Regions from separate parts of the Homo sapiens genome. Here region 1 is linked to region 2. Evidence: chromatin loops called from intact Hi-C (ENCODE). Cell type or tissue: GM12878. All regions are shown on one strand. Each heading gives the region's core, and the rest is flanking DNA. Links, peaks and the distances in the headings are about the cores only. Region 1 has its middle 14 kb from the start of MIR548M. Region 2 has its middle 230 kb from the start of MIR548M.

Region 1 (16,682 bases), core at 5,097-13,096, 250 kb before region 2:
AAGTCTTGCAGTGCAGTGGGGAATGAAAATGTGGAGCTGAAGCCCCCACATATCGTCCCCACTGGGACAATGCCTAGAGGTACATGAGGTACATGGAGCTGTGAGAAGAGAGCCACCAGAATGGTAGATCTACTGACAGCTTGCACCGAGTGCCTGGAAAAGCTGCAGGCACTCAATTCCAGCCCATTAAAGCAGCTGAGAACTGGGCTGTATCCTGGAAAGCCACAGAGAAGAAGCTGCCCAAGGCCATGGGAACCCACCTCTTGCATGAATGTGACCTGGATGTGAGAAATGCAGTCAAAGGAGATCATTTTAGAACTTTAAGGTTTAATGACTGCCCTTCTGGATTTCAGACTTGCATTGGGCCTGTAGTCCCTTCGTTTTGGCCAATTTCTCCCATTTGGAATGGGTGTATTTACCCAATCCCTGTACCTCCATTGTATCGAGGAAGTTATTTACTTGCTATTGATTTTACAGGCTCATAGCTGGAAGGGACTTGCCTTTACTCAGGTGAGACTTTGGACTTGGACTTTTGGATTAATGATGGAATGAGCTAAGACTTTGGGGGACTGTTGGAAAGGCATGATTGTGTCTTGAAATGTGAGGACATGAGATTCGGGAGGGGCCAGGGGCAGAATACTAAGGTTTTGCTCTTTTCCCACTCAAATTTCATCTTGTATTGTAATTCCCATAATCCATGTGTCATAGTAAGGACCCGGTGGGAGGTAATTGAATCATTGGGGCAGTAACCCTCATGCTGTTCTCATGATAGTGAGTTTTCACAAGATCTGATAATTTTATAATAGGTTTTTCCCCTTTGGCTTGGCACTTCTCTTTGCTGCTGCTATGTGAAGAAGGATGTGTTTGCCTCCTCTTCTTCCATCATTGTAAGTTTACAACATTATCTTTATGCACTCATTGATTGATGGGCATTTGGGGTGGCTCCATATTTTTGCAATTGTGAATTGTGTTGCTATAAACAATGCTATAAATATGCATGTGAAAGCATATTTTTCATATAATGAATTATTTTTCTCTTGGTAGATACCCAGGAGTGAGATTGCTGAATCAAATGGTAGATGTAATTTTAGTTCTTTAAGGAATCTCCACACTGTTTATTCTAGTGGTTGTGCTAGGTCATCTTATCACCAGCAATGTAAAAGTGTTTCCTTTTCACCACATCCACTCTGTGAAAAAAAAAAATATCTTGGGCCCGTTCAAGCCGGGAACCACTCAGGGCAAATCTGCCTCCTATTCTATTCAAGTCATCCCGTTTGTTCACAGACAGAGATGCATATTCTGATTGCCTCTTTTGGAAAGACTTATCAGAAACTCAAAAGAATGCAACCATCTGTCTCTCACCCACCTGTGACCTGGAAGCTCCAGTGAGGGGGGCCCTGCTTTGAGCTGTCTCTGCCTTTCTGGATGTACTTCTTACGCATTGATTGATGTCTTATGTCTCTCTAATATGTGTAAAGCCAAGCTGTCCTCCAACCACCTTGGGCACATGTCCTCAGGACTTCCTGAGGCTGTGTCAGGGGTGCATCCTCAACCTTGGCAAAATAAACTTACCAAATTAACAGAGACCTATCTCAAATTTTGGGGGTTCACATTTTGGTAACCACGGAGGGGGTTCTGAGTAGAGATGCCCCTCACCTTTGACAAATCTCCTATCGGTGCTTGGTACCAGCACAAGCTAATTTTATGGCTCAAACCAATAGGACAGTTTGCTGAGGTCTGAGAGCACCCCCTCCAGAGAATCCTTGATCTCCCAAAATTTGGTCGATATTTAAAGTTTATTTTGCTGTACAACTCCCCCCCCTTTTTTTTTTTTTTTTTTTTTTTTGGAGTTTTATTTGCTTCCAAAAGGAAGGCAAGTTTTTCTGCTTCCATGACAATGGAAGGCAGGTGACTCTTTCCTGGAGTTTGAGCTTGCTTCCAACAGGGAAGATGAGTTTTTTTTTTTTTTCTTTTTGTTGTTGTTGTTTTTCTGCTTCTAGTATAATAGAGAGCAATCTACAGCCTGAGACCCATCACTAGGTAAGGAACTGGTTTGGGATTCTGTCTTGCAAATTGTTTTTAAATAGCTAAAGTTAGCGTTAACAACCAGCTGGTGTTAATTTCTCCTTACACTTAGAGCACTCAGAAATTGTATAATTTGTGTGGTCATTATTAGTTTAACAGCATTTTGTCCTAGCTGAAATAAGGTAATGAGATTTAAAAAGATTTTGTTGTTGTTAAAGGAGCTGAGTAGTTAAAAGTCAGCTTAATTAAAAGGCTAATATCCAAGATGCTTGTGTGTATGTATACACGGGTGCATGTTTGTATGTAAAAGGCCTTCACAGTTTTTGTTTGTTTGTTTTTCTCTCCTAAGACCATGCCTTCTTTTGGAGCAAAGGTTTTTCTTTTTTTCTTCTCAGTTGACTGAATTCTGTTTTCACCTAATTTTTTGACTAAAATATTATTGCAACAGAGGCTACTCTTGGGTTTTTAAGGAATAATGTATTTTAGACACTCAGAAATGTCAGTTTTTTTTAATAAGTGCACTGTAAAAACCTCTCCCTCTAGCACCACCAGACTTTTTTTCTGTACCTTATGATGTAAATTTTGCTATTTGATTTTCACCTGAGTTGTTTCCTTTAATGTGCAAATTTAAGGCTACTTAGCTGACAACTGCCTAGGGTTGTGAAACCCATTGTCATGAATCTGACAGTCTAAGATAAAAAAAAAAAAAAGGGAGGGAGTCTTTATAAATCTGTAAAATGTACTTTCATCAGCATGCCTAATACAACTTTATATGTATTTACATGCTGAATACAAAATGTTTCACTACAAAAAATATATAAAAGAGCTCTAGTTAATTGATCATTAGTGATGTTGAGCATTTTTATTGTTTTTTGGTCATTTGTGTATTTTCTTTTGAGAATTGTCTATTCATGTTCTTAGCCCATTTTTTGATGGGACATTTCTTGCTGATTTGTTTGAGTTCATTGTAGATTTTGGATATTAGTTCTTTGTCAAAAGTGTATCTTGTAAACATTTTCTTCCACTTAGTGGGTTGTCTGTTTGCTGATTATTTCTTCTGCTGTTAGAAGCTTTTGAGTTTAATTAAGTCTCATCTATTTATCATTGTTTTTGTTGCATTTGCTTTTAGGGTCTTGGTCATTACGTCTTTACCTAAGCCAATGTCTAGAAGGGTTTTTCCAATACTATCTTCTATAATTTGTATGGTTTCAGGTCTTAGATTTAAGTCTTTGATCCATCTTAAGTTGATTTTTATATAAGGTGAAAGATGAGGTTTCAGATTCATTCCTCTACATGGGTCTTGCCAATTATCCCAGCACCATTTGTAGAATAGGGTGTCGTTTCCCCACTTTATATTGTTGTTGTTGTTGTTGTTTTTTAATTTTTCCACTTGTTGAAAATCAGTTGACTAAGTATTTGGCTTTATTTCTGGGTTCTTTATTTTGTTCCATTGGTCTATGTGCCTATTTCTAAACGAGTACCACCCTATCTTGGTGAACATGGCCTTATTGTACAGTTTGAAGTCGGGTAATGTGATTCCTCCAGATTTGTTCTTTTTGCTAAGTCTTGCTTTGGCTGTGCAAGCTCTTTTTTTTGTTCCATATAAATTTTAGGATTGTTTTTTCTAGTTCTGTGAAGAATGATGGTGGTATTTTTATGGGAATTGCATTGAATTTGTAGATTGCTTTTGGCAAAATGATTATTTTTACAATATTGATTCTACCTAACCATGTGTTTCCATTTGTTTGTGTCATCTATGATTTCTTTCAACAGTGTTTTGTTGTTGTTTTCATAGAAGTCTTTCACCTCCTTGGTTAGGTATATTTCTAAGTATTTCTTTCTTTTTTGCAGCTATTGTAAAAGTTCTTATTTTATTCTCAGCTTTGTTGCTGTTGGTGTATAGCAGAACTACTGATTTGTGGCCATTGATTGAAACTGCTGAATTCATTTACCAGTTCTAGGAGCTTTTTGCATGAGTCTTCAAGGTTTTCTAGGTATATAATTATGTAATCCACAAACAGTGACAATTTGACTTCCTCTTTACAAATTTGGATGTTCTTTATTTCTTTCTCTTGTATGATTGCTGTGGCTAGGACATCCAGTACTGTCTTTAATAGAAGTGGTGAGAGTGGGCATCCTTGTCTTGTTCCAGTTCTCATTGGAAATGCTTTCAACTTTTCCCTATTCAGTATCATGTTGACTACGGGTTTGTCATAAATGGCTTTTATTACCTTAAGGTATGTCCCTTCTATGCCGATTTTGTGAAGGGGTTTAATCATAAAGGGATGCTTTATTTTGTCATAGGCTTTTTCTGATCATGTGATTTTCATTTTTAATTCTGTTTATGTGGTATATCACATTTATTGACTTGCATATTTTAAACCATCCCTGCATTCCTGGTATGAAACCCACTTGATCATGGTGGATTATCTTCTTGATATGCTGCTGGATTCAGTTAGCTAGTATTTTGTTGACAATTTTTGCATCTATCAGGGATATTGATCTGCAGTTTCCTTTTTTTATTATGTCATTTCCTTGTTTTTGTATTAGGGTGATACTGACTTCCTAGAATTATTTAGGGAGGATTTCCTTTTTCTCTATCTTATGCAATAGTGTCAATATGATTGTTACCAATTATTCTTTGAATGTCTGACAGAATTCAGCTGTGAATATGTTTGGTACTGAACTTTTTTGTGTTCGTAACTTTTTAATTACTACTTCAATCTCACTGCCTATTATTGGTCTGTTGAGGGTTTCTATTTCTTTCTGCTTTAATCTAGGAGGGCTCTATGTTTCCAGGAATTTATCCATCTCCTGTAGGTTTTCCAGTTCATACACATAAAGGTATTCATAGGAGCCTTGAAAGATCTTTTGTATTACTTTGGTATCAGTTGTAATATCTCTGATTTTATGTGTAATTGATCTTATTTGGATCTTGTCTCTTCTTTTCTTGGTTAATCTTGCTAATGTTCCATCATTTATCTTTTCAAAGAACCAGCTTTTTCTTTTATTTATCTTTTGTAGGTTTTTTGTTTCAATTTCATTTAGTTCTCCTCTGATCTTGATTATTGATTTTCTTCTGCCAGATTTGGGTTTGGTTTGTCCTTGTTTCTCTAATTCCTTGAAGTGTGACCTTAGAGTGTCTATTTGTGCTCTTTCAGACTTTTTGATTGTAAGCATTGAGTGCTATAAATTCTCTTCTTATCTGCTTTTGCTGTACCCTAGAGGTTTTAATAGGTTGTGTCACTATTATCATTAAGTTCAAAGAATTTTAAATTTTCATCTTGATTATATTGTTGACCAAATATTCATTCAAAATCAGGTTATTTAATTTTCATGGTTTTGAGGGTTCCTTTTAGAGCTGATTTCCAATTTTCTTCCATTATGGTCTAAAAGAGTACTTGATATAATTTCAGTTTTCTTAAATTTGTGGAGACTTGTTTTGTGGCCTATCATATGGTCTATCTTGGAGAATGTTTCATGTGCTGATAAATAGAATGTTTATTTGCCATTATGGGGTAGAATGTTTTGTAAATATCTGTTAAGTCGATTAAACTAGGATGTAGCTTAAGTCCATTGTTTGTTTGTTGACTTTCTGCCTTGACGACCTGTCTAGTGATGTCAGTGGAGTACTGAAGTCCCCCACTATTATTGTGTTGCTATTGTAGGAGTTATTAAGAAATAACTTTCAGGCAGCTAGAAAGGGCTAATGTTCTCAGTGGAATTTTCCTTTAATAAACAAGTGCCCCCAAACCATTTCCTTTCCTTCCCTCCTTCCTTCCTTCCTTTCTTCCTTCCTTCCTTCCCTTTCTTTCTCTTTATTTGTTTTTCTTTTTTTATGGAGTTTGACTCTTGTTGCCCAGGTTGGAGTGCAATGGCGCAAACTTGGCTCACCACAACCTCTGCCTCCTGGGTTCAAGTGATTCTTCTGCCTCAGCTTCCCGAGTAGCTGGGATTACAGGCATGCGCCACCATGCTGGGCTAATTTTGTATTTGTGGTAGAGACGGGGTTTCACCATGTTGGCCAGCCTGGTCTCAAACTTCTGACCTCAGGTGATCCACCCACCTCAGCCTCCCAAAGTGCTGGGATTACAGGCATGAGCCACCGCACCAGGCCAAACCATTTTCTTTCTAAAAGAAAGTGGCTTCACAAACAAGGCCAGCAAGCATTGCTATGCAAATGCCAGTGGCTAAAAACCAGGTCCACCCAATACGGTGGTTTTTGCCCTCTTCTCCATGTCACCACATGTGCCAGGTGTCATGGCTACCTCCAGATAACACCACGGGTGCAGGACATCACAGCGACGTGCATTTGCATATTAAAAGGCTAGGGTGGGAGGACCAGTTTCTTCGTGGGCTACATGAATGAAGCACCTGGTCAAACCAAACCCCTGGGCCCTATGCAAATCAGGCATCACCTCCTCCAGCCTCCCAATAGAATTAACTGCTTTCCACCACACACGGGATTTCTCTGTTTGGAGTCCCCCTCCCACAGCACGGGGAAGCAGTTTTCTTCTTTCTTGCCTATTAATTTTTCCACTCCTTAAAACGACTCCATTTGTTTCTGTGTTGTTAATAGTGTTGATGTGAGACCAAGGACCCTAGTGATTCTCCCATCATTGGAGCAGTATCATTTTGGTGCATTGGCCGAGAGATTCATTCATGGGAGCGGTGAGTATAGGAGTGAACTAAAAATCTGTCCTGCTTCAAATCAGTCTTTTTTTCTTGAGGAAAACTTAGCCATCATGTGAAGCTGGGAAAAATACTGAAGCAACTGTGAATTTCTGGCCAGGGGACACCTTGGTGTTATTCAAAGGCTGATGGACTAGACCTAGCCTCCAACAGCCCACTCGGGGTTTTGGTAAAGAATCCCCAGCTATCCTGTCACAAAACTTCCTTTCTTTTTCTATCCATGGTCTCTTACCCTCTCTGTGTATTGAATGTGTGGGAAGTTTGCAGTTCAGGGAAACAGGTCTGTTAGGAAAAATTGGCAAATGCGGCAGGGAGTAACTCAATAAGCATCTTTCTATACCATTTCTCTGGTGAGCACATACTATTTCTAAGCCAACAGTGCCATATAGTGAAAATAGAAATCCTCTCCATGAAACACATTTGTGTGTGTGTGTGTGGTAACACTGCAGCTTCCTTTTGCATCACTAGAAATTGAGCTCTAAGTCCCTTATGTGAGTGGGAAAGTTCTGCCTTCAACTATTAGGAGTAAAATATCCTCCACAGTCAAATTTTAGTTCCAATACTGTCCCATAAGCAGAAAAATCATCATTAGGTTAGTAATGGGACTTTCAGTCCAGAAGTTAACCGGAACCATTTTTCTAAGGGTAAATGCTTTAGCATGGGCCGTAATGGGAGGCACTCTATCACATTCCCTCCATTAAAGGAGGCTTGTCTTTTATATAGTCTTTCCCAAGATCAATGTTTTGGAGAGCTAGGCAGATCCCACAATTCATGAAGTTAAGGGGGAATCACACAAGGTTGATAAGCTAAGGTTGCGTGGGTGAAGTATGGTTAGTCCCATCACTTAGTTTATCCAGTTCCATGGCTTGGAGGGCCATGACTACAACCATGGGCAGCACATTTAACAGGGTGCCAGGACCCAGGAACTAGAAAGGAAAAATATTCAGGAGGATGCTCCACTGTTATCCTTTCCACCTTGGGTCACATACGGAAGTGAAGGAAACTAAAGGGATGCCTTCTCTCACTTCTCTTTCTGGGTTGGTAACAGATTATCTCCAGTTTACAGCCCTCTGGAGTGCACTCTGAAATATTGGAACTTCCTTAACCTCAGGACTTTGAAAAGAAAAGCAACTCATTTTCTTTTGCACAGGGCATGACATTTTTACTAAACCTTTGCAAACATTGTAAGTTCAACCGAGCTCTTTTAGCAATCATATCAGGCAGGTCCAAAGATAATGGTTCCCCCAAATTAGAGAAGCAACTTCCAGGGGAACCATCTGAGGACACCCCTTATTTGGGGCCCCTTCAAGTTCCCTTCTCATTACAAAACCTTAGGCAAATAAAGGGAGACTTAGGCCAATCTTCTAAAGACCCTGATAGGCATACAGAAGCTTTCCAGAATTTAACCTCTTATGGTATTTGACCTCATACAGAGGGATGTTAAGCTGCTTCTAAACCAAACCCTCACTGCAGCTGAAAAGCAGGCAGCTCTGCCCGCAGCATATTATTTCACAGATGAGCAATATATCTCCTATAATACACCAAAAGGGAAGAAAAGAGATAGAGAAAGTGGACAAAAAGCAGAAACACCATTCCAAATTGAAAGGGAAGCAGTTCTGGTAGATAACCCTGATTGGGACCCCAATAGCTCTGCAGATAAATGGAAAAGGAAGCACTTTTTAATATGCATTTTAGGAGGTCTGCAAAGGACTAAGGCCAGACCTCTCAATTATTCTAAACTGTCTATGATAAACCAAAAGCCAGATGAGAATCCTGTAGCCTTTATGGAAAGACTGAGAGACGCACTAATAAAACACACCTCTTTATCTCCTGATTCAGTCATTATAAAGGACAAGTTTATTGCCCAGGCAGCTCCCGATATTAGAAGGAAACTACAGAAGGAAGCTATAGGACCAGATAGCACCTCAGAGAACCTTCTGAAAGTGGCCATTTTGGTCTTTTATAACAGGGATCAAGAGGAAGCCCAAAAGAAAGAGAGAAAGATCAGGAGAAGGATAGAGGCTCTACTAGCAGCTTTGCAGACTTGCAAAGTCCATGATCCCCGAGGTGCATCCGCTAGTTGTTATCAATGTGGCAAGTCAGGGCATTTTAAAAAGGAATCCCCAAGCATCAAGAGAAAGCCACCTCAACCCTGTCCAGCCTGTGGTGGAGACCACTGGAGATGGAACTGTCCCCAGAGACAGAGGTCACTGGGTTCAGAACCAGTCTCACAGATGGTCCAGCAGGACTGATGGGTCCTGGGGCTCAAACCCCTGGCTCCAGTGACTCAAACTGCCCTTATAGCACAGGAGCCCTGGGTGATTCTGGTAATTAAAGGAAGGAAAGTAGACCTCCTTCTAAACACTAGAGCCAGTCTCCCTCTTTTCTCCTCTCTAATCCAGGCCTCCCCTCTTCCCATAGCAAGACCATAAGGGCATCTCAGAAAAATTTGTAACCCAATATTTTTCTTAATCTCTTATTTGCAGTTAGGAGAACCTATTATTTACACATGCTTCCAAGCCATTGTCACAATAGCTTTAGTCAGAAAAGCCTCCAAATTAACCCTAGGAAATTATTTAACTGTTTACACTCCACATAATGTGGCAGGATCACTGTCCTCTAGGGGGAGCTCTTAGCTAACAGCCAGTAAAGCAAGAAGTCCATAAGGCAGGATAAGCAGTAGTCACTCTAAATAATGTTTCTTTCCAGACAAAAGCAATCAATTCACTGAACTAATAGCTCTTACAAGAGCAATTGAATTAAGCAAGGGAAAGATAGCTAACATTTATACTGACTGCACGTATGCTTTCTTAGTTCTCCATGCTCATGCTGCCATCTGGAAGGAAAAACATTTTCTTACTACCAATGGATCTCCTATAAAATGTCACCAGAAAACCAGCAGGTTATTATCCTCAATTTTTTCTTTCCATGAGAGGTAGCAGTAATGCATTGTAGGGGATGTCAAGAAGGAACAAATAAAGTAGCCAAAGGAAATAGATTAGCTGATCAGGCAGCTAAGTCAGTGGCAAGGAAGCCTCAAGGCATTGATACAATTAGCAGAAGCCCAACCCCAGGAAATAAAGCCACCTTTATTTAACCCAGGATATTTGGTATTAGTGAAAACTCTCATCTCTCTCTCCTTCCCTAAGTCAAGCTGGGAAGGGCCCCACACTGTTGTTCTTTCAACCCCTTCAGCAGTAAAAGTTACAGGAATTGATTCCTGGATACATCACACTCAAGTCAAAGCCTAAAAAGCTGAGGGAGCAACCCCTGACAGCCCAGAGGAACGTCCTGGATATCCATGTGAAGAAATAGAAGATCTTAAGCTGAAAATCATTTAAAAACGTAACTGAGTGAGGGCTACTCATCTTACTCAGTCCCACTCCTACCGCCCCAGATACTTTTTATTATTTCTGCCCTTTCCTCTGAAATTCACCACCGACTGTCTTTTTAACACATATTTGCAGGGAGATTTTAATTATTCATAGAATTGCATTTGTAACTTCGTAGATCCCCAAAGGGAAATCTTATATCTTGGCAAATAAAGTTTTAAATGAAAATTATTTACTACATCACTCTTCTGGGAATGGTTATAGTCATGCTACTATTTGCAATAGAACTGTACACTGTGGCAACCCACAATGTGGAATTCTGGTTGTAAAATTCTAATTGCTGAAATATTTTAACGGGTTATCATCCTTATAACCAAATTAATAATTGCAGGAAATATTTAGTTAAAGTTGTTTTGCTTATAGCAGGAGTAATAGTTACGGATAAGAAGTAAGCATGAAAGTTTTACTATCGTTAAGCTTGATAGGGCTTTTTATTGAAGACTGGTAATATGGTGCACTCTAAGCTATGAAAAGAAGGTTATAAAGGGAGAAGTTTTATATGGTAAATTCTTGTCCTAACAGGAAATGACTGGTTGTTTAAAGGAAGGATGTTAGGACAAGTCAGAAAGTTTGAGTATGTTGTAAGAAGGTCTGTGAAAGTCATGAAATAATTACATAATTAAAGGAAAGGAATTGTCAAGATTAACACTAAAGTTATGTCAGCCACCCAATAACGTATTTCTCCCAATTATATTGCAAGTTATAAAAAATGACCTAAGCCTAAAATTATTCTCTAATGGAAAGTCAAGGGGGAAATGTATGATTTTCTCAAGGAAACTGTTACTTTTATATTAACATTTCTGGTAATGTACAGCAACACCTAGTGGAAGCAAACCGGTATTTTAATCCATTGGTATAACTAACGGGTGTAAAACTCTGCTGTCAGTTATGGTCTATAGGACCACCACTAATAGTGGTAATGTTAATACTCATATTTTAACCCTATATTTTAAACCTTCTTGTAAAACATGTCTTTTTTCACCTAGAAGCAATCAATCTCCAAACAGTGCTGCAAGCGGAGCCACACATGGACGTGCCATTCTTCCGAGAACCCTTAGATCAACCTCAGGAGAAGGCCCAATTGCTGTCTCCCCACACAATGCCCCTTTTCAGCAGGAAGTAGCCAGAAAGAATTGTCATCCATCACCCCCTAACAGCAGTTGAGTGGGGAATAATATAGGAGTTATTAAGAAATAACTTTTAGCCAGCTAGAAAGGGTGAATGTTCTCAGTGGAATTTTCCTTTAGCAAAAAGCAATCCCCTAAACCATTTTCTTTCTAACAGAAAGCAGATTGAAAGATCAGGCCAGCAAGCATTGATAGGCAAATGCCACTGGCTCAAAACCAGGTCCACCCAACATGGTGATTTCTGCCCTCTTCTTGTCGCCACAAGTGCCAGGTGTCATGGCCACCTCCAGATAATATCACATGTGGAGGATATCATGGTGTCCCACATTTGCACATTAAAAGGCTAGGATTGGAGAGACTGTTTTTTTCACAAGCTATGTGAATGACATACCTGGACAAACCAATCCCCTGGGCCCTATGCAAATCAGGTACTGCCTCCACCAGCCTCCCACTATAACCAACTGCTTTCTGCCACATGTAGGGTTTCTCTGTTGGGAGTCCCCCTCCCTCTGTACAGGGGATCCATTTTCTTTCTTTCCTCTTTCTTGCCTATTAAACTTTCCACTCCTTAAAACCACTCCACATGTGTCTGTGTCATTAATCATACTGGCATGAGACCAAGGACCCTGATGTTTCTCCAGTCATGGGAGAAATATCATTGCTGTCTATCTCATTCTTTAGGTCTAGTAGTAAATGTTCTTTACATTTCAGAGCTCTAGTTTTACGTACATATATACTTAGAATTGTGATATATTCCTTTTTGACTAGTCTTATTATTATTTAATATCCCTCTCTGTCTTTTCAAACTGCTGTTGTTTTGAAGTTTGTTTTGTCTGATATAAAAATAGCTACTTCTGCTTACTTTTGGTGTCCTTTTGCATAGAATATCAGAATATCTTTTTCCACTCCTTTACCTTAAGTTTATGTGAGGACTTATGTGTCAGGTGAGTCTCTTGAAGACAGCAGACACTCGGTTGGTGAATTCTCATCCATTCTGTTATTCTCTATCTTGTAAGTGAAGCATTTAGGCCATTTACATTCAATGTTAATATTGAGATGTTAGGTACTATTCTACTCATTGTGCTATTTGTTGCCTGGATACCTTGTTGTTGTTGTTGTTTCATTGTGTTATTGTTTTATAGGTCCTGTGAGATTTATGTTTTAAGGAGGTTCTATTTTGGTGTATTTTGAGAATTTGTTTCAAAATTTAGAGCTTATTTTAGCAGTTCTTGTAGTGTTGGCTTGGTATTGGCGAATTCTCTTAGCATTTGCTTATCTGAAAAGATTACGTTTCCTTCATTTATGAAGCTTAGTTTCTCTGGATACAAAACTCTTGGCTGATAATTGTTTCATTCAAGGCAGCTAAAGAGAGGACACTAATACCTTCTGGCTTGTAAGATTTCTGCAGAGAAATCTGCTGTTAATCTCATAGGTTTTCCCTTTTAGGTTACCTGATGCTTTTGCCTCACAGCTCTTAAGATTCTTTTCTTTTCGTCTTGACTTTAGATACTAACCTGATGACTATGTGCCGAGGCGATCTTGTCATGATGAATTTCCCAGATGTTCTTTGAGCTTCTTGTATTTGGATGTTTAGATCTCTAGCAAGGATGGGGAAGTTTTTCTTGATTATCCCCTCAAATATGTTTTTCAAACTTTTAGATTTCTCTTATTCCTCAGGAACACCAATTATTCTTAGGTCTGGTCATTTAACACAATCCCGATCTTTTTGGAGGCTTCATTCCTTTTTTAAATTATTTTTGTTCTTTGTCTTTGTGGGATTGGGATAATTCAAAAACCTTTTCTTCAAGCCCTGAAGTTATTCTACTTCTTCAATTCTGTTCCTGAGACTTTCCAGTGCATTCTGCATTTCTCTAAGTATGTCCTTTATTTCCAGAAGTTATTATTTTTATCTATGCTATCTATCTCACTGGAGATTTTTCCATTTATATCCTGTATTTTCTAAATTTCTTTAAGGTGGACTTAACCTTTCTCTGCTGCTTCCTTGATTAGCTTAATAATAAACCTTCTGAATACTTTTTCTGGCAATTTAGAGATTTCTTCTTGGTTTGGATCTATACCTCATAAGCTAGTCTGATATTTTGGGGGAGTTAAAGAATCTTGTTTTGTCATATTACCAAAATTTATTTTCTGTTTTTTTCTTATTTGGGTAGACTACGTAAGAGGGAGGATATAGAACTCAAGGGCTACAGTTCAGATTCTTTTTTCCCACAAGGTTCTCTCTTGATTTGGTGCTCTCTTTCTTCTCCCAGGGATGAGGGTTTCTGAGAAGCAAACTGCAGTGACTGTTATTTTTCTTCTGAATCTAGCCACCCAGCAGAGGTAATGGGCTCTGGGCTGGTACTGGGGAGTGTCAGAAAAGAGTCCTGGGATGTGTTCTGTCTTCAGGGCTCTCAGCTGTGGATACCAGCACCTGCTCCAGTGGAGGCAGCAGGAAAGTGAAGTAGACTATGTGAGGGTCCTTGGTTGTATTTTTGTTAAGTGTGCTGGTTTTGTGTTTGTTGGTCTCCAACCAGGAGATGTAAACTTCGAGAGTGCATCAGCTGCAGTAGTATAGGGAGGATACAAGCTTGCCTTAAGGCCAGGTGGTGGGCAGGGCCATAAAGCTTCCCCAGAGCTCTATTGCCCTTTGTCTTTGGCTACCAAGGCAGGTAGAGAAACATCATCAGGTGGGGGAAGGGTTAGGCATGTCTGAGCTCAGACCTTCCTCCAGCGGGTCTTGTTGCACCTGCTGCGTGGGACGGAGGTGTAGTTCTCTGGCCAACGAAGTTATGTTCCCAGGGGGATTATGGCTGCCTCTGCTGCATCACACAGGTCACCAGAAGAGTAGGGGAAAGCCAGCAGGCACAAACCTCACCCAGCTCCCATGCAACCTGCAGCCCAGAAGGCTGGTCTCACTCCCAGAAGCACTGAGTTTATTTCCAGGCAGCCCATGAGCAGTGCTGAGAACTTGCCTTAGGCTACAAGCCTCTCAGCTGAGAAAACAAGCCGACTCACAGTTCTTTGGCTGTCCGTGGAGCCTGTAGCAGCAATTCACCTTTTTCAAAGGGTCTGTGGATCCTCTAGGCTTTCCTGGTATGTTCCTGCAGTAGTTTTTGAAGTTCACGATGTAAGTCTCCAAATTCTGTTCTGTCCATCCGAGTGGGAGTTGCAAGTTAGTCCTGCCTCCTATCTGCCATTTTTTTTTTTTCTTATTTTTTTTATTTTCTCTTGCTGCTTTTAGGATCTTTTTTTTTTCATCTTTTAAAACATTTAAAACTATATGAAACATTATATATAGACAAATTCATGTATAAAATAATAACATATGATCTACTTCTCTCAGCTTGATTGACATTTGTAAAAATAAAAGTAGTGGTTTAGCTACTGAGAATAGCTTGGTAATAATTTTACAAGGGTAAGATTAAGAGATTGTAATTTTTACTTTTATGCCTTCTAATCAACTTCTTTGAGGAATGTTTCTATAGAAATATGTATCTCAAGTTTGCTTCTCTTAATAAAGAGCCTGTAACAAGCTATATCAACAGCTAGAGGGGGACATTTCCAAATTTGAATTACTGGTGACATTTTTACTTTGAATTTATTTTTTAAAAATTTATTTGTATTATTATTTTTTTATTTTACTTTAAGTTCTGGGATACATGTCCTGAATGTGCAGGTGTGTTACACAGGTATACATGTGCCATGGTGGTTTGCTGCACCTATCAACCCGTCATCTAGGTTTTAAGCACCTCATGCATTATTTGTCCTAATGCTCTCCCTCCCCTTTCCCCCAAACCCTCGACAGGCCCTGGTGTGTTATATTCCTCTCCCTGTGTCCATGTGTTTTCATTGTTAAACTCCCACTTCTAGCAATTGTGAATGGGAGTTCACTCATGATTTGGCTCTCTGCTTGTCTATTATTGGTGTATAAGAATGATTGTGATTGTGATTTTTGCACATTGATTTTGCATCCTGAGACTTTGCTGAAGTTGATTATCAGCTTAAGGAGTTTTGGGGCTAAGACAATGGAGTTTCCTAAATATACAATTATGTCGTCTGCAAACAGAGACAATTTGAGTTCCTCTCTTCCTATTTGAATACGATTTATTTATTTCTCTTGCTTGATTGCCCTGGCAAGATCCTTTCTTTATACTTGACCTTTGGGAATTGGATTATTAAATGTCTTAAGGTAATAGTCTTCTTTGGGTTTATTCTGACTGCTGTTCTATAACCTTCTTGTATATGGATATTGATAACCTTTTCTAGGTTTGGGATTTCTGTGTTATTATCCCTTCAAATAAACTTACTGCCCCCATCTCTTTATTTCCTCTTTAAGGGTTATATCTCCTATCTTTGCTCTTTTGAGGTTATTTTCTGTTTTCTAGATCATATGACATCTAGAAATTTTTTTTTAATTCTTTTTTATTTCATCTCCTCTGACTGTGTATTTTTAGATAGTTTGCCATTAAGGTCAATAACTCTTCCTTTAACTTGATCATTTCTGCTATTTATAAATTCAGTATGAAAAATACAGCATTTTTCAACTGTAGAATTTCTGCTGCTTTTAATTTTTTTCAATCCCTTTGTTTAATTTATCTGATAGGATTCTGAATACTTTATCAGTGTTATCTTGAATTTCATTGATTTTCCTCAAAATGGTTATTGTGAATTCTCTATCTATCTGAAAGGTCAAATACATCTGTTTCTTCAAGACTGGCCTTTTTTTTAATTTAATTTGTTTGGTGAGGTCATGGTTTCCTGGATGGTCTTGATATTTGTCTGTGTTTGAGCATTGAATAATTAGTTATCTATTATAGTCATCTCAGTCCGGGCTTATTGGTAATCATTCTTCTGAAGAGGCTCTCTAGATATTCCAAAGATCTTGGGTGTTGTAATCAAAGCCGTATCTGCTTTAGAGGGAAACCCCAGCCCAGTAACACTCTTATTCTTGCAAACTCATGGAGGCACTGCCTTGATGGTTTTGGGCAAGAACCAGGAGACTTGTCTGGATTACCAGGAGACACTCTTGTTCTCTTTTTCTTATTTTCCCCTAAACAAACATAGTCTCTCTCTGTGTGTGTTCTGAGCTACCTAAAGCTGGGGGTGGAGCAACATAAGTACCCTTGTGGCCACAACTGTAGGACTGCGCTGGGTCCTACCTGAATGCAGCACAGCCTTGGGTCTTGCCCAATGCATGCTCTAACCACTCCCTGGCTACTGCAAATGTTCTTTCAAGGCATTGGTGCTCTACAATCAGCAGTTAGCAAAGTCAGCCAGACCTGTGTATTTCCTTTCAGGATGATGAGTTTCCTCAGGTGGTGGGCAGGTCTAGAGTTGCCATCTGGCAGCCAAGGCCTAGAATCAAAAATCTCAGAAGTCTACCTGGTATTCTATTTTACTGTGGCTGAGCTGGGACTCGAACCACAAGACATAGTTTTTCCCTCTA
Region 2 (16,682 bases), core at 5,222-13,221:
AAACTATACTACAGTAACCAAAACAGCGTGGTACTGGTACCAAAACAGATATATAGACCAATGGAACAGAACAGAGGCCTCAGAAATAATGCCACACATTTACAACCATCTGATCTTTGGCAAACCTGACAAAAACAAGCAATGGGGATAGGATTCTGTATTTAATAAACAGTGTTGGGAAAACTGGCTAGCCATAGGCAGAAAACTGAAACTGGACGCCTTCCTTACACCTGACACAAGAATCAACTCAAGATGGATTAAAAACTTAAATGTAAGACCTAAAACCATAAAAACCCTAAAAGAAAACCTAGGCAATATTGTTCAGGACATAGGCATGGGCAAAGACTTCATGACTAAAATGCCAAAAGCAATGGCAACAAAAGCCAAAATTGACAAATTGGATCTAATTACACTAAAGAGCTTCTGCAACGCAAAAGAAACTACCATCAGAGTGAAAAGGCCACCTACAGAAAGGGGGGAAATTTTTGCACTCTATCCATCTGACAAAGGGTTAACATCCAGAATCTACAAGGAACATAAACAAATTTACAAGAAAAAAAAACAAACAACCCCAACACAACGTGGGCAAAGGATATGAACAGACACTTCTCAAAAGAAAACATTTATGTGGCCAACAAACATGAAAAACAGCTCATCATCACTGGCCATCAGAGAAATGCAAATCAAAACCACAATGAGATACCATCTCACGCCAGTTAGAATGGTGATCCTTAAAAAGTCAGGAAACAACAGATGATGGAGAGGATGTGGAGTAACAGGAACACTTTTTACACTGTTGGTGGGAGTGTAATTTAGTTTAACCATTGGGAAGACCGTGTGGCGATACCTCAAGGATCTAGAAACAGAAATACCATTTGACCCAGCAATCCCATTACTGGGTATATACCCAAAATATTATAAATCATTCTACTCTAAAGACACATGCACACTCAGGTTTACTGTAGCACTATTCACAATAGCAACGACTTGGAACCAACCCAAATGCCCATCAATGATACACTGGATAAAGAAAATGTGGCACATGTACACCATGGAATACTATGCAGTCATAAAAAAAGATCAGTTTATGTCTTTGCAGGGAGATGGATGAAGCTGGAAACCATCGTTCTCAGCAAACTAACACAAGAACAGAAAACCAAACACCACATGTTCTCACTGATAAGTGGGAGTTGAACGATGAGAACACATGGACACAGGAAGGGGAACATCACACACCAGGACCTGTCAGGGGGTGGGGAGCTAGGGGAGGGCTAGCATTAAGAGAAATATCTAATGTAGATGACGGGTTGATTGTTGCAGCAAACCACCAAGGCACATGTATACCTATGTAACCTGCACGTTCTGCACATATATCCCAGAATTTAAATATATCTAAAAAAAAAAAACATGCAAATAAGGTAAAATAATATGAAGCAACTTCTTGGAACACAATGAAATAAAACTAGAAATTAATAACAAGAGTAATTTTGAAAACTATGCAAACACATGGAAAATAAACCCTATGCTCCCGATTGACCAGTGTATTAATGAAGAAATTAAGACTGAAATTTAAAATTTTTTGGAAACAAATCATAATGGAAGCACAACATAACAAAACTATGCGATACAGCAAAAGCAGTTCTAAGAAGGATGTTTATAGCTATAAGCTTCATAAAAAATAAGAACATTAAAAAAGGGGAACAACTAAAAATAAACAATCTAATGATGCATATTAAAGAAAATCAAAACAGAACCAAAAATTAGAAGAAAACAAATCGTAAAGATCATAGCAAAATAAATAAAATGTAAATAAAAAAACAATAAAAAGACCAATGAACCAAAAATTTGTTTTCTGGAAGTTAAACAAAATTGACAAACCTTTAGCAGACTAAGAAAATAAGAGAGAAGATCCAAAGAAATGAAATCAGAAATAAAAAAGAGACATTACAACTGACACTGAAAAAATTCAAAAGATCATTAGTGGCTACTATGAGCAACTATATGCCAATAAATTGGAAAATCTAGAACAAATGAACAAATTCCTTGACACATATGATCTACCAAGAATTGAACCAGGAAGAAATCCAAAACCTGAACAGACCAACAACAAGTAATGATATTGAAGCCGTAATAAAAAGTCTCCTAGTAAATAAAAGTCTGGGATCTGGTGGCTTCACTGCTAAATTCTAACAAACATTTGAAGAAGAATTAATAACAATCCTACTCAAAATATGCAAATAAATAGAAGAGGAGGGAATACTTCAACGCTCATTCTTAGAGGCCAGTAGTAGCCTGATACTAAAACCAGACAAAGAGACATCAAGAACAAAGAAACAAACGAAATACCTGCAGGCCAATATCTCTGATGAATATTAATGCAAAAATACTCAAAAATACAATCAAACTGAATTCAGCAATACATTAGAAAGATCATTCTTCATGACAAAATAGAATTTATCCATGGGATGCAAGTTTGGTTCAACACACTCAAATCAATGTGATGAATCATATCAATAGAATGAAGTGCCATATTATCATTTAACCTAATGCTGAAAAAGGATTTGATAAAATGTAATGTCCCTTCATGATAAAAACCCCTTAAAAAATAGGTATAGAGGAAACATAACTCAACATAATGAAAGCCATATGTGACAGACCCACAGCTAATATTACACTGAATGAAGAATACTGAAAGCCATTCCTCCATGATCTAGAACACTACAAGGATACCCACCGTCACCACTGTTATTCAACATACTGGAAGTCCTAGCTAGAGCAATCAGACAAGAGAAAGATATAAAGGGCTTCCAAATTGTAAAGGAAACACTCAAATTATCCTTCCTTGCAGAGCATATAATCTTGTATTTGGAAAAACCTCAAGATTCCACAAGAAAACTATTAGAACTGATGAACAAATTCAGTAAAACTGTAGGATACAAAATAATGTACAAAAATCAGTAACATTTTTATATACCAAAGGTGAACAATGTGGAAAAAATAAAACAGTAATCCCATTTACAATAGCTACATGTAAAATCAAATACCTTGGAATTAACTTTCCAAAGAAGGGAAACACTTCTATAATGAAATCTATAAAACACTGATGAAAGAAATTAAAGAGAACACCAAAAAATAAAAAAAACTCCATGTTTATGAATTGGAAAAATTAATATTGTTAAAATGTTCATACTACCAAAAGCAGTTTAGAGGTTTAATGAAATCCCTATCAAAATACCAATGACATTCTTACAGAAATAGAAAAAAAAAATCCTAAAATTTATATAGAACCACAAAAGACCCAGAATAGACAAAGCTATTCTAAGCAAAAAGAACAAAACTGGGGGAATGGTTACCAAAGGTTGGGAAGGGTAGCGAGGAGGTTGAGGTGGGAGGTAGGGATGGTTAATGGATTAAAAAAGAAAGTAAGAATAAATAAGATCTACTATTTGATAGCACAATAGATTGACTACAGTCAATAATAATATATATTTTAAAATAACTTAAAGAGTGTAATTGGATTGTTTGTAACTCAAAGAATAAATGCTTGAGGTGATTGATATCCCATTTGGCATGATGTGCTTATTTCACATTGCATGCCTGTATCAAAACATCTCATCTACCTTATAAATTTATACACCTATTGTGTACTCACAACATTTTTAAAAAATGAAAAGGGAAATCTAGAGGAATCCCTTTACCTGACTTCAAATTATACTACAGAGATATACCAACCAAAACAGCATGGTACTGGCATAGAAACAGACATATAGACCAATTTAACAGAAATCCACACACCTACAGTTAACTCATTTCCAACAAATATGCCAAGCACATACACTGGGGAAAAGACATTATCTTCAATAAATGATGCTGGGAAACTGGATATCCATATGCAAAAGAATAAAACTAGACTCTTGTCTCTCATCGTATACAAAAATCAAATAAAAATGGATTAAAGACTTAAATCTAAGACCTCAGAGCATGAAACTACTACAAGAAAACATTGGGGAAAATCTCCAAGACATTGGTCTGGGCAAAAATTTTTTGAGCAATTCTCCAAAAGCACAGGCAACCAAAGCAAAAGCAGACAAACGTGATCACATCAAGTTAAAAAGCTTTTGGACAGCAAAGAATACAATCAACAAAGTGAAGAGACAACCCACAGAATAGAAGAAAATATTGACAAGCTACCCATCTGACAAGGCATTAATAACAAGAATATATAAGAAGCTCAAACAACTCTATAGGGAAAAAATCTAACAATCTGATAAAAAAAATAGGCAACAGATTTGAATAGACATTTCTCAAAAGAAGACATACAAATGGTAAATAGGCATACAAAAAAGTGCTCAACATCACTGATTATCAGAATAGTTCATATCAAAAGTACAATGAGATATCATCTCACCTGAGTTAAAATGGCTTACATTTAAAAGACAGGCAATAACAAATGCTGATGAAAATGTGGAGAAAAGGGAACCACTGTACCCTGTTTGTGGGAATGTATATTAGTACAATCACTATGGAGAAGAGTTTGGAAGTTCTACAAAAAACTAAAAATAGAGCTACCATATGATCCAGCAATACCACTGCTGGGTGTATACCCAAAATAAAGAAAATCAGTATATCGAAGAGATATCTGCACTCTCATGTTTGTTTCAGCACTGTTTATAATAGCTAAGATATGGAGGCAACCAAAGTGTTCATAAACAGATTAACGTATAAAGAAAATGTGGTACATACACACAGTGGATTACTATTCAGCCTTAAAAATAAAAGAGCTCCAGTCACTTGCAACAACATGAATGGAACCTGAAATTATTATTATAGGTGAAATAAGCCAGACCTAGAAAGACAAACATCACATGTACTCAATTATTTGTGGGATCTAAAATCAAAACAATGAAACTCATGGACCTAGAGAGTAGAAGGATGGTTACCAGAGGCTGGGAAGGGTAGTGGGGGCTGGTGGTGGGGGTTGGGAATGGCTAATGGGTACAAAAAATAAAAAGAATGAATAAAACCTACTATTTGATAGCACACCAGGGGAACTATAGTCAATAAGAACATATCTATACATTTTTAAATAATTTAAATAATGTAATTCCATTGTTTGCAAGTCAATAGATAAATGCTGAAGAGGAGGGATACCCCATTCTTCATGATGTGCTTATTTTACATTACATTCCTGTATCAACACATCTCACACATCTCATGTATCTCATAAACATATACACCTACTATGTACTCTCAAAAATTAAAAATTAAAAACAGAAAAAATAAACAAGAATTAGGACTCTTAGCAAGTTAACTAGATACAAGATTTGTATACAAAAAAACTGTACCTGTCTTAAAACCATAATAAACTCATAAAATATAAACAAAAATTCTAAGAATGTCTTAATAAAAATATATAGAACTTAATAAAAAATAGAGATGGCTTTTTATTCCAAGCTAATATTTTTTTGAATTTTAAGCCATAATACTACTTTTTATAAAATAGTGGAATTTTGCTAATATCCACAATTAGTAGGTATACCAATTTTAGAATAATTTATAACTTTTTTTGCAACTGCGATCATTCTCTGTGTGAAGTAAGTTACCTTGTCTTTACTATGGGCACACATGCTACCCAGAAAGTTACAGTATGCACGAATACATGCTGTTCTGAGCATCTTACCCATCTTGGATTTTCCATGAGAGCCCTTAGGTAAATAAATTCTTTCACACAATGACAGTTACATGAAACTTGGAAACATGCTGGATAATAAAACTAAAACTTTGAACTCATTTGAAACATAAAATATTTTACTAGAAATATACATTGGAGTTAAACAATACACATAAAATATACTTACTATATACTATTGATTGAATCATGTCCCCACAAAATTTGTATATTGAACTCCTAACTTCCAGTACCTCACAGTGTGATCATATTTGGAAATGGGGTCATTGCAGATATAATTAGTTAAGATTATGTCATTAGGAAGGACCACAATCCGATATGACTGTTACCCTTAGAAAAAAAGAAAATTTGGACACAGAGACAGACATAAACACACATAAAGGGAAGATTATGTGAAGGACCAAAGGAAAAAGATGGCCATCTATGAGCCAAGAGGCCTGGAACAGATCTTTTCTTTATAGCCTTCAGAAGGCACTAACCAGGCCTACACCTTGATTACAGACTTACAGTTTCCAGAACTGTAAGCCAATAAATTTCTGTTGTTTAAGCCACGTAGTTTGTAGTATTTTGTTACATAAGCCCTGACAAATACATACACTGTACGTGGCATGTAATTAAAACCATATGTGCTTCATAGACCACACAGTTTGAAATTATTCTCTTCATGGGCAACTTCTAATGTAGTAAATCTGCAATGATGTTAGGACTGCAGGAGAGCACATTGATGAAATGTTAACAAGAGCACAGGAGATTAGTCAAGACTAGTAGTGAGAGCCATAGTATTCTAACTCACAGATTACAATGATAAAGATTCTTTGAGGTTCATATCCCTAAGTGGAATGCAGAATGATGTCTAGAGGAACTGACACACTTGGCTTTAGCTAATGATACCTTATTTATTTGAGCATTGCTTACAGATTAAAACCTTAAAACTCTTTTCTCACAGAATTTTGAAAGTGGTGAAAGGTCAAGTTTACAACATTGAGAAACTCCTCCTGTATTGTTTATATGGCCTGGCTTTATTCATCTTCCACTTGCTTTCCAGAAGACCACAGAACTTATTTGACATAATGATTAGACAGAAAAGTTTAATTTCTCAGGTGGCTTATTTTTCTTTATTTTATTGGGTTCTCTCAAGTTTTTTTTCACTCCAAATCCCTTTAGCAGGTTCCAAATCTTACTGGGTAAATTTAAAACTCCTTGAAAGAGTACACCTTACTCTATATAGTTTGGCCCTTGTCAACCTCTTTAGTCACATATGATCTCATGATCCCATTCATTTTCTGCACTCCAGCCATTCTGGCCTTCCTTCAGTGACTTTTACTCACTAATCTCCCTCTCATAAAGGACCTCTCTGTCTCCCTTCCTACTTTAACTCTTGTTTATATTACACTCCTGAACTCAAGTATCAATTTCTCCAGGAAATATTTCCATATCTTCTAGAGAGGTCACTTTGATCAAATAAGTGTGATATCCTAACTCTATATTACTCTTATTTTTGTAAGTTTTGTTAAAATTTATAATTATCTTCTGTTGGTGATTTTGATTATTTTAATAATGTCTATTTCATTCACCAGATTATAAAATTGAAGATCACAGAATAATCTGCTTTTATTCACCATCATAACTTAAGTGCATGCAACATGGCTGTTGTCATATTAGCAGTTCAAAAGTTTTTTTTTAATTAACATATTTATAGACATGTAACCTCCTTTTTGAAGTGTGATTCTTTTGCAATTATATTTTATAAAAATAACATTTATAAAGTCTGCTAATTCTACCAATATCAGATTGACATGTTTTTGGATTAGTAAAATTAAGTATCAAAGAATCATAAAATTTTCAAGCTGAAATTAACTCTAGATTCAGTCTAGTACAGTGATTTTCTAACTTTATAGACTTGCCTCACGGATTACTGAGAGGAATTGAGAGCAAAAGGCTGATAAAGTAGAATTTTGGGATCTCAACATTGGAAGTTATTCCCCATCCAAATTCTACTTTTATCTATTTTATAAGTTGGAATTTCCCTTAATTTTTCTAATAAAAAGTATTTTAGTACTTAAAGATTTTTGAAATGCTGATCTACTTTAACTCTCCTTATTTTAGTGGCAAGAACACTGAGTTTTAATGAGGCTAAATTACATGAATAAGGGCACACATCTAATTAGTGTCAGAGCTAGAACTAGAATATAAATAATCTGATGCCTAGCAATTTCAGGATAGCTACTTTACCCAGAAATAAAGTAGTACTTACTTCTTAAGTTGGTCTAATTGTGGTTCTGTAGTTAATAAAATGAGTTAAGAGGCATGCAAATATGTTAAGTGAGGTAATCATGACTCCTCATGTTTTCAACCAATGAAATCTGTAGACTCTTATGTATGGCTCTGAGTTTGGAGATGCATGTTAGTAAAGCAAAAGTAATACAAACTCTTGTCTCCAATAAATCCAGATGCGTTTGAGTCCCAATTCTACCATTTACTAACTTATCATTTAGGCACAATGCTTAAACTCTCTGAGGTTCATTTTACTCATCTGGAAAATGGGGATAAGTATTTTGTCTTCCAAATGGGGTTGCTTTGAGAAATAAATTAAATATATAAAATTGCCTAGCACAGTGTTTGGTACAGAATTGTCAGTAAGTTTAAGTTCACTTTTTACTACTCCTTTCCTGTCTCCTTTCCATTTTTGTTTACATGAATTTATAGATCTGTGACTTATAAACATATCTATACATATCAAACCTAAATATGTGTTTTGTCTATATACAAGTAATTAGGATCTATCGACAAATAATGATATATAGGGAATTCCAGGAAATTATTTTTGTTGTTAACATTTCACATTCAAGTCTTAGAGTAATTACTGTCTTCTTCTTCTAACACCTAAAATTATCTTAAGCCAACAAATGAATATTCTTCATAATGCAAATATGAATAGAATTCTACTTTGTGCATTTGATGAGACTTCCTTTCTTTTCTAATGTTATTCCTATTCACGTTTATTTTTGTGTTGTGATTTTGTGTGGTGATAGATATGCTAAAATGAAGGAAAAGGCAATTTTTAAAAATAAACGTATATTTCATTTTATTCTGAATTCTTGTTCTGCTGCGTCTATTAACTTAGGCTGTACTGCAAAAGTAATCCTAATAGATATGTATGTATATGTGTAAATATATACATATATATGTTAGAGCATATCTATTAGTACAATGCTTTTTATGAAGTTTCTTTTTTCTCCACTCATACTCACCTATCAGCACATATTAACATGTATCAGCTTAGTAACTAACATAATAAGGCAACTATCAGCTTCCAGGCTTAAAAAGAAAGTTTGCAATTCTTACCCTCTAGTGTCATCTATTGGTTTCATGTTAAAATTACAACTGCTGTCTTGTATGAATTTTCTCTAAAGTACCTGCCTACTAATTTTTACATTCCTATGGTAATAATGTTTAATTATATTCTTTTAAATTAGAGTTGCTTAACTTACTTATTGATTAATATTTAATAGGCTTCCCAGGTCTCTAGCTTATGGATAATATTATTCAGACATACATTGTTCCATTGAGGGAGAAATTGTATTAAAAAGTTTGAGTAACTGAAAACTACCAAACATTACACAATATTCTCATTGCACTCCCTGTTATAAAATAGTAAAATCCAATCCCAAATAAGCAGTGTATCTTTTAAGTATTAGATAAAAATATAAATGATACTTATTTTGAATGTCTGGATTAGTCACATTTTGCATTTTAAAATATCTGTTTTATATATTCCTAAATTTAACTCAAAAGAAACTACTTGAAGTAATAGTGAAGCCAAAACTCATAACAAAAAAACTCCAATTTCGTATGTTGAAATTGTTGGTTACAAATACTTCAGAATATCAATAGTTTCCCAGTACTGGAACAAGTCATCAGAGTAACACAATCTTTCGAAGAAATGCTTTTGAAGAGATTGAGTATGGTAGATCTGTTTATCATGCTATTTCCATATTCCTTTTCATAGGATTTCAGAGAAAAGCTACAGTATATGGAAACTGAAAATGAAAAATTGATGTTGCAGATGATATATTTCAGAGAAACCAGATAGATCTCTATGTTTGTTATATGACTCAAAAATTACTCTTATTAGTCATCCTGGAAGAAAATTTTATTTTCTTCAGCATTTACAATATGTTGCTGCATACTTTTACATTCAGTATTCAGCAGTTCTAGGTCTGTGTTTTGAAGCCTTAAAGCTTTTAAAAATATATTATTGACCCAACAGCTGAATTAATTAAATGATAAGCTCTGGCTAAAGGTATATGTAGATACCCAAAACTTGTTTTATTATTTTCTTCTACTAATATGTAATTTTACAGCCAGCCTAAATGAAACCGAAAAATATAATGCAGCTTTTCCATTGCAGAAATAGTTCTCAGTCTTTTATTCTCATTGAATTTTTTTTAAAATAATTTGAGAGTCAATCATTGGTTACTCCATATATTTTATTGGGCCAAGAGATAATAATTTTATTAGGTCTAAGAAGCTGATTGTATCACCATTGGTCACTCAACTAATTAATTTGAAGGGAATATTCTATTAACAACAGGTGGATTTTTTGTTGTTTGTTTTTGTAGGGAAACAATCACTGGACTGTGGATGAGTTCACTTTGGGACTAGTTCCTATATCTACTCATATTTAACTACAGGGATAATTCTAATTTACTCTCTCTGATTTTCTCTCTCTGCTTCTATTGGCTGGTGTCTTACCTACTGTTCATATAGTATTTTGCACTAGAATAGTATTTACAATATATAGTAATTAATTATGGGTTTTGCAGTGTAATTCTGACACTATTTGGAATTAGGTCAAATTTCACAGGTTAAGGACCCAGTCTTTTACAAACTCCTCTCACTTCAGTCACCAGTCACAAGTTCCGGGTTTCTGAGGTCACCTGAACTTTTGATAAACTGGCAACAAATTTAGAGGTTTCTGCTCTTCTCCCAGGTTCTATAATTTTCTAGAGCAAATAGAAATCTGGCAAGTGCTACACTTACTATTACAGTTTTATTATAAAGAAATCAAATTAAATACCGAATACAGTGGCTCATTCTTGTACTTCCAGTGGTTTGGGAGGCTGAGGTTGGAGGATAGTTTGAGGCCAGAAGTTACAGACTAGCCTGTGCTACATAGTGAAACCTTGCCTCGACAAAAAAAAAAAAAAAAAAAAAAAAAAATAAGTAAGAAGAAAAAAAAAATAGCAGATGTAGTGGTGTGCCTGCAGTCCTAGCTGCTAAGGAGGTTGAGGCAACAGGATTACTTGAGTCCAGGGGATTCAAGGTTGCAGTGATCTACTTACCATCACCCACTGCACTCCAGTCTGGGTGACAAAGTGAAACCTTGTCTCAAAAACAGAAAAGAAAGAAAGAAAGAAAAAGGATACAAATTAGGATTAGTCAAGTTAAGAAACATATACAATGTCTGGAAGGATCCAAAATGAAAGGTTTCTGTAATCTCAGAATTTATTACCTTCCTGGTACATTGATTTGTATCACCAATCAGGATGCCCAACCAAACGGCAGGTGTCCCGAGTTTTTAAAGAGTCTTATTACTTGGGCATGATTCATTGAGTTGTTGGCCATGTGACTGAACTCAATCTCCACTCCCTTCTTTTTTCTGGAGGTTGGGAGGTCAGACCAATATCACACGGCTCAGAAGCCCAGTCTTCAAATCATACATTTGGTCTTTTCAGCATGGCGGGCACCCATCTTGCAACTACCTAGGGGTCCATCATGAGTCATCTCATTAACATAAATTCAGGTGTGGTCTGAGTGACCTACCGGGAATAACAAAGATATTTCTATCACTCAGGAAATCCAGAAGTATTAGAGGTTCTGTTTTAGGAACCAGGAACATAAAACAAATTATTTACTGTAAAAGAGCTGGCACTGTGAGATCTGGTATATCCATTTAGGATTTTATCCAATATCTTCAACTTTAAGACAAAAGACCTAGTCATAAATGCTAATCAAATTTTCAGTTCAAAGTGTATATGTTCCATGAAAATTTTCTTAATCAATGCTACTCAAAACTAGTCTTTTTCTCCTCCATTCTACCAGAGTTCTTCATTTCTACTTACTTACCTACACATAAAAACAGTTACAATTGAATTACTTAGATGAATATATATTTTTCTTCCCCAAATGTTTGATAAATTTAGGATAATTTTACTTATCTTAGTTCTGAATGCATAAAATTAAAAGTAAGATTACAATAGAAATGATAAAAATGATGAAAAAATATTAAATGCTTCCGTTTAAAGAAACATTTAATATTCAAACAATTGACAAATTTTTAAAACTACTTGTTTCACTGAAATTCAATTACCTTTGTTTTATCATGTTTGTGATAGTTAATACTGAGTGTCAACTTGATTTGATTGAAGGATGCAAAGTATCGATCCTGGGTGTGTCTGTGAGGGTGTTGCCAAAGGAGATTAACATTTGAATCAGTGGACTGGGAAAGGCAGAAACACCCTTAATCTGGGTGGGCACCATCTAATCAGCTGCCACTGTGTCTAGAATATAAAGTAGGCAGAAAAATCTGAAAAGACAAGACTGGCCTAGCCTCAAAGCCTACATCTTTTTCCCATGCTAGATGTTTCCTTGCCTCGAACATTGGACTCCAAGTTCTTCAGTTTTGGGACTCCGACTGGCTCTCCTTGCTTCTTGCTTCTCAGCCTGCAGGCAGCCTATTGTGGGACCTTGTGATTGTGTGAGTTAATAGTTAATAAACTCATATATCTATCTAAATAGACATAGATATAGGTATAGGTACAGATATAGATAATCTCTTACTAGTTCTGTCCCTCCAGCGAACCCTGACTAATACAGGTTTTTGTACCAGGAGTGGGCCTAGAGGAACAGAATATTAAGGATACAGTTGTTTCATTTTGGGGTTTCTGGAGTTGGCTGTTTAATATTATTAGACTAAAAAATGCTAAGGACTCTACTTCTAATAGTACAGAGAACACTGAGAGTCCTTGGTGTGAACTGTTCAGAAAGTTGGCAAATTTGCATATGTTGAACCAAGCTTGCATCCCAGGGATGAAGCCCACTTGATCATGGTGGATAAGCGTTTTGATATGCTGCTGGATTCGGTTTGCCAATATTTTATTGAGGATTTTTGCATTGATGTTCATCAGGGATATTGGTCTAAAATTCTCTGTTTTTATTTTGTCTCTGCAAATCAATAAATGTAATCCAGCATATAAACAGAACCAAAGACAAAAACCACATGATTATCTCAATAGATGCAGAAAAAGCCTTTGACAAAATTCAACAACCTTCATGCTAAAAACTCTCAATAAATTAGGTATTGATGGGACGTATCTCAAAATAATAAGAGCTATTTATGACAAACCCACAGCCAATATCATAATGAATGGGGAAAAACTGGAAGCATTTCCTTTGAAAATTGGCACAAGACAGGGATGCCTTCTCTCACCACTCCTATTCAACATAGTGTTGGAAGTTCTGGCCAGGGCAATCAGGCAGGACAAAGAAATAAAGGGTATTCAATTAGGAAACGAAGAAGTCAAATTGTCCCTGTTTGCAGATGATGTGATTGTATATCTAGAAAACCCCATCATCTCAGCCCAAAATCTCCTTAAGCTGATAAGCAACTTCAGCAAAGTCTCAGGATACAAAATCAGTGTGCAAAAATCACAAGCATTCTTATACACCAGTAACAGACAAACAGAGAGTCAAATCATGAGTGAACTCCCATTCACAATTGCTTCAAAGAGAATAAAATACCTAGGAATCCAACTTACAAGGGATGTGAAGGGCCTCTTCAGGGAGAACTACAAACCACTGCTCAAGGAAATAAAAGAGGATACAAACAAATGGAAGAACATTCCATGCTCATAGGTAGGAAGAATCAATATTGTGAAAATGGCCATACTGCCCAAGATAATTTATAGATTCAATGCCATCCCCATCAAGCTACTTTGAAGAAGAAATGACTTTCTTCACAGAATTGGAAAAAACTACTTTAAAGTTCATATGGAACCACAAAAGAGCCTGAATTGCCAAGACAATCCTAAGCCAAAAGAACAAAGCTGGAGGCATCACGCTACCTGACTTCAAACTATACTACAAGGCTACAGTAACCAAAACAGCATGGTGCTGGTACCAAAACAGAGATATAGACCAATGGAACAGAACAGAGCCCTCAGAAATAATGCTGCCTATCTACAACCATCTGATCTTTGACAAACCTGACAAAAACAAGCAATGGGGAAAGGATTCCCTATTTAATAAATGGTGCTGGGAAAAGTGGCTAGCCATATGTAGAAAGCTGAAACTGGATCCCTTCCTTACACCTTATATAAAAATTAATTCAAGAGGGATTAAAGATTTAAATGTTAGACCTAAAACCATAAAAACCATAGAAGAAAACCTAGGCCATACCATTCAGGACATAGGCATGGGCAAGGATTTCATGTCTAAAACACCAAAAGCAATGGCAACAAAGCCAAAATTGATGAATGGGATCTAATTAAACTAAAGAGCTTCTGCACAGCAAAACAAACTACCATCAGAGTGAACAGGCAACCTACAGAATGGGAGAAAATTTTTGCAATCTACTCATCTGACAAAGGGCTAATATCCAGAATCTACAATGAACTCAAACAAATTTACAAGAAAAAAACAAACAACCCCATCAAAAAGTGGGCAAAGGATATGAACAAACATTTCTCAAAAGAAGACATTTATGCAGCCAAAAGACACATGAAAAAATGCTCATCATCACTGGCCATCAGAGAAATGCAAATCAAAACCACAATGAGTTACCATCTCACACCAGTTAGAATGGTGATCATTGAAAAGTCAGGAAACAACAGGTGCTGGAGAGGATGTGGAGAAATAGGAACACTTTTACACTGTTGGTGGGACTGTAAACTAGTTCAACCATTGTGGAAGTCAGTGTGGCGATTCCTCAGGGATCTAGAACTAGAAATACCATTTGACCCAGCCATCCCATTACTGGGTATATACCCAAAGGACTATAAATCATGCTGCTCTAAAGACACATGCACACGTATGTTTATTGTGGCACTATTCACAATAGCAAAGACTTGGAACCAAGCCAAATGTCCAACACTGATAGACTGGATTAAGAAAATGTGGCACATATACACCATGGAATACTATGCAGCCATTAAAAAGGATGAGTTCATGTCCTTTGTAGGGACATGGATGAAGCTGGAAACCATCATTCTCAGCAAACTATTGCAAGGACAAAAAACCAAACACCGTGTGTTCTCACTCATAGGTGGGAATTGAACAATGAGAACACATGGACACAGGAAGGGGAACATCACACACAGAGGCCTGTTGTGGGGTGGGGGGAGGGGGGAGGGATAGCATTAGGAGATATACCTAATGTTAAATGACGAGTTAATGGGTGTAGCACACCAACATGGCACATGTATATATATGTAACAAACCTGCACGTTGTGCACATGTACCCTAAAACTTAAAGTATAATAATAAAAAAAAAGTTGGCAAATTTAATGCATTTGGAACTCCTGATTCACCGCTAGTGACTTGCAAGGAGTTTAGTGACTCTATGCATAATACCTTTGATCATAGGTGAAGAACCAAGGAACATAATGAAGTTGGTTGGTTGCTCCTAAGTTCAGCGGACAAAGTGATGAAAGAAAATGATGAACTCAGGGATTCTAACTCCTGGCATCAGAAGCAGATACTGAGCATCAAATCTGCTCAGACTGCCCTGAATAAGAGTCTTATCTTTTGTAGAGAAAGAGCTGAAATTGTGGAAAAACAGACACAAGCTCTGATCATGCAATTGGCTGACCTGAAATGAAACGTGCATGTACAACCTCGCCAGGTGTCTACAGTTAAAGTGACGGCATTGATGGGAAAATAATAGGACCCTGCAACTTGGTATGGGGACATGTTGGGGGGACCTTGATGAAGCTGGGGACACTGATCTTGTAAACTCTGATGAACTTTTTGGACAGAAGAAACAGCTTCCCCATCCCAGGTAGTGGCAACATTCCCTCCCTGACCCATGCTGCCATGAGCCTTCCCACCTTTGTCTGAGGAGACTAACCCTCTGCTCCCTGAGGCAACAGTGATGCCCTCCCCTGAGGCAGTTGCCGGGCAAGATAATATTGATTCTCCCCAGGAGCTGCCCACAATACCCTTGTTTACTTCTAGACCTATAACTTGACTCAAGTCCCAGCAGGCCCCTAGAGGTGAGGTTCAGAGTGTGACCCATGAGGAGGTGTGCAGCACTCAAAAAGAACTGCTTGAGTTTTCTAATTTATATAAATAGAAATCTGGAGAACAGGCATGGAAATGGATATTAAGGGTGTGGGATAATGGTGGAGAAAACGTAGAGTTGATCAAGCTGAATTTATTGAATTTGCCCACTAAGTAGAAACCCTGTATTTATTGTGGCAGCTCAGTGAGTTTAAAAAGGGTCTAATAATTTATTTGCTTGGTTAGCTGAAATATGCATTAAAAGATGGCCCACTGTAAGCAAGCTGGAAATGCCTGATCTCTCTTGGGTTAATGTAGAGGAAAGGATCCAAAGGCTTAGGGAGATTGGGATTGTGGAGTGGATTAGTCACTTTAAACCTACTCATACCAGCTGGGAGGGTCCAGAAAATATATCTTTGGCCATTGTTTTGCAAAATAGATTGTGAGGACAGCACTTGCATTTTTGAAGAGCCCTGTAATTATTCTTTTCTGTATGTCAGGTCTAAGAGTGGGAACCACACTCACTCAACTAAAAAATTTAAATACAATGGGAATTATTGGATCCCAAGGTGGCAGGGGTCAAGTGGTGGCACTCAACTGTCAATGGCAAGATGGGTGTAGCTATCATAATAGACAGCAGAGGCAAAGCAGTAATCAGAATAGTCTGACTTATGTAGAGCTCTGGCATTGGCTAATTAATCACAGTGACCCT

The links. Peaks named below come from ENCODE experiments on the same cell type or tissue, not always from the same donor. Only the 100,000 strongest peaks of a DNase experiment are listed, where the experiment ranks them.
Region 1: it touches region 2 in a loop (12-fold over the local background); 26 of 110 quality-filtered maps call a loop at or near these places.

Annotation. Positions count from the first base shown.
Region 1 is chrX:95,069,341-95,086,022 of GRCh38, reverse strand. No RefSeq gene overlaps it. Among named protein-coding and RNA genes, the nearest start is that of MIR548M, 14 kb to the right of the region's middle. In GM12878, for the core only: a CTCF peak has its summit at 9,333 (motif pointing right); no DNase peak of the experiment used is centred there.
Region 2 is chrX:94,823,930-94,840,611 of GRCh38, reverse strand. No RefSeq gene overlaps it. Among named protein-coding and RNA genes, the nearest start is that of MIR548M, 230 kb to the left of the region's middle. In GM12878, for the core only: no CTCF peak of the experiment used is centred there; a DNase peak (open chromatin) is centred at 9,041.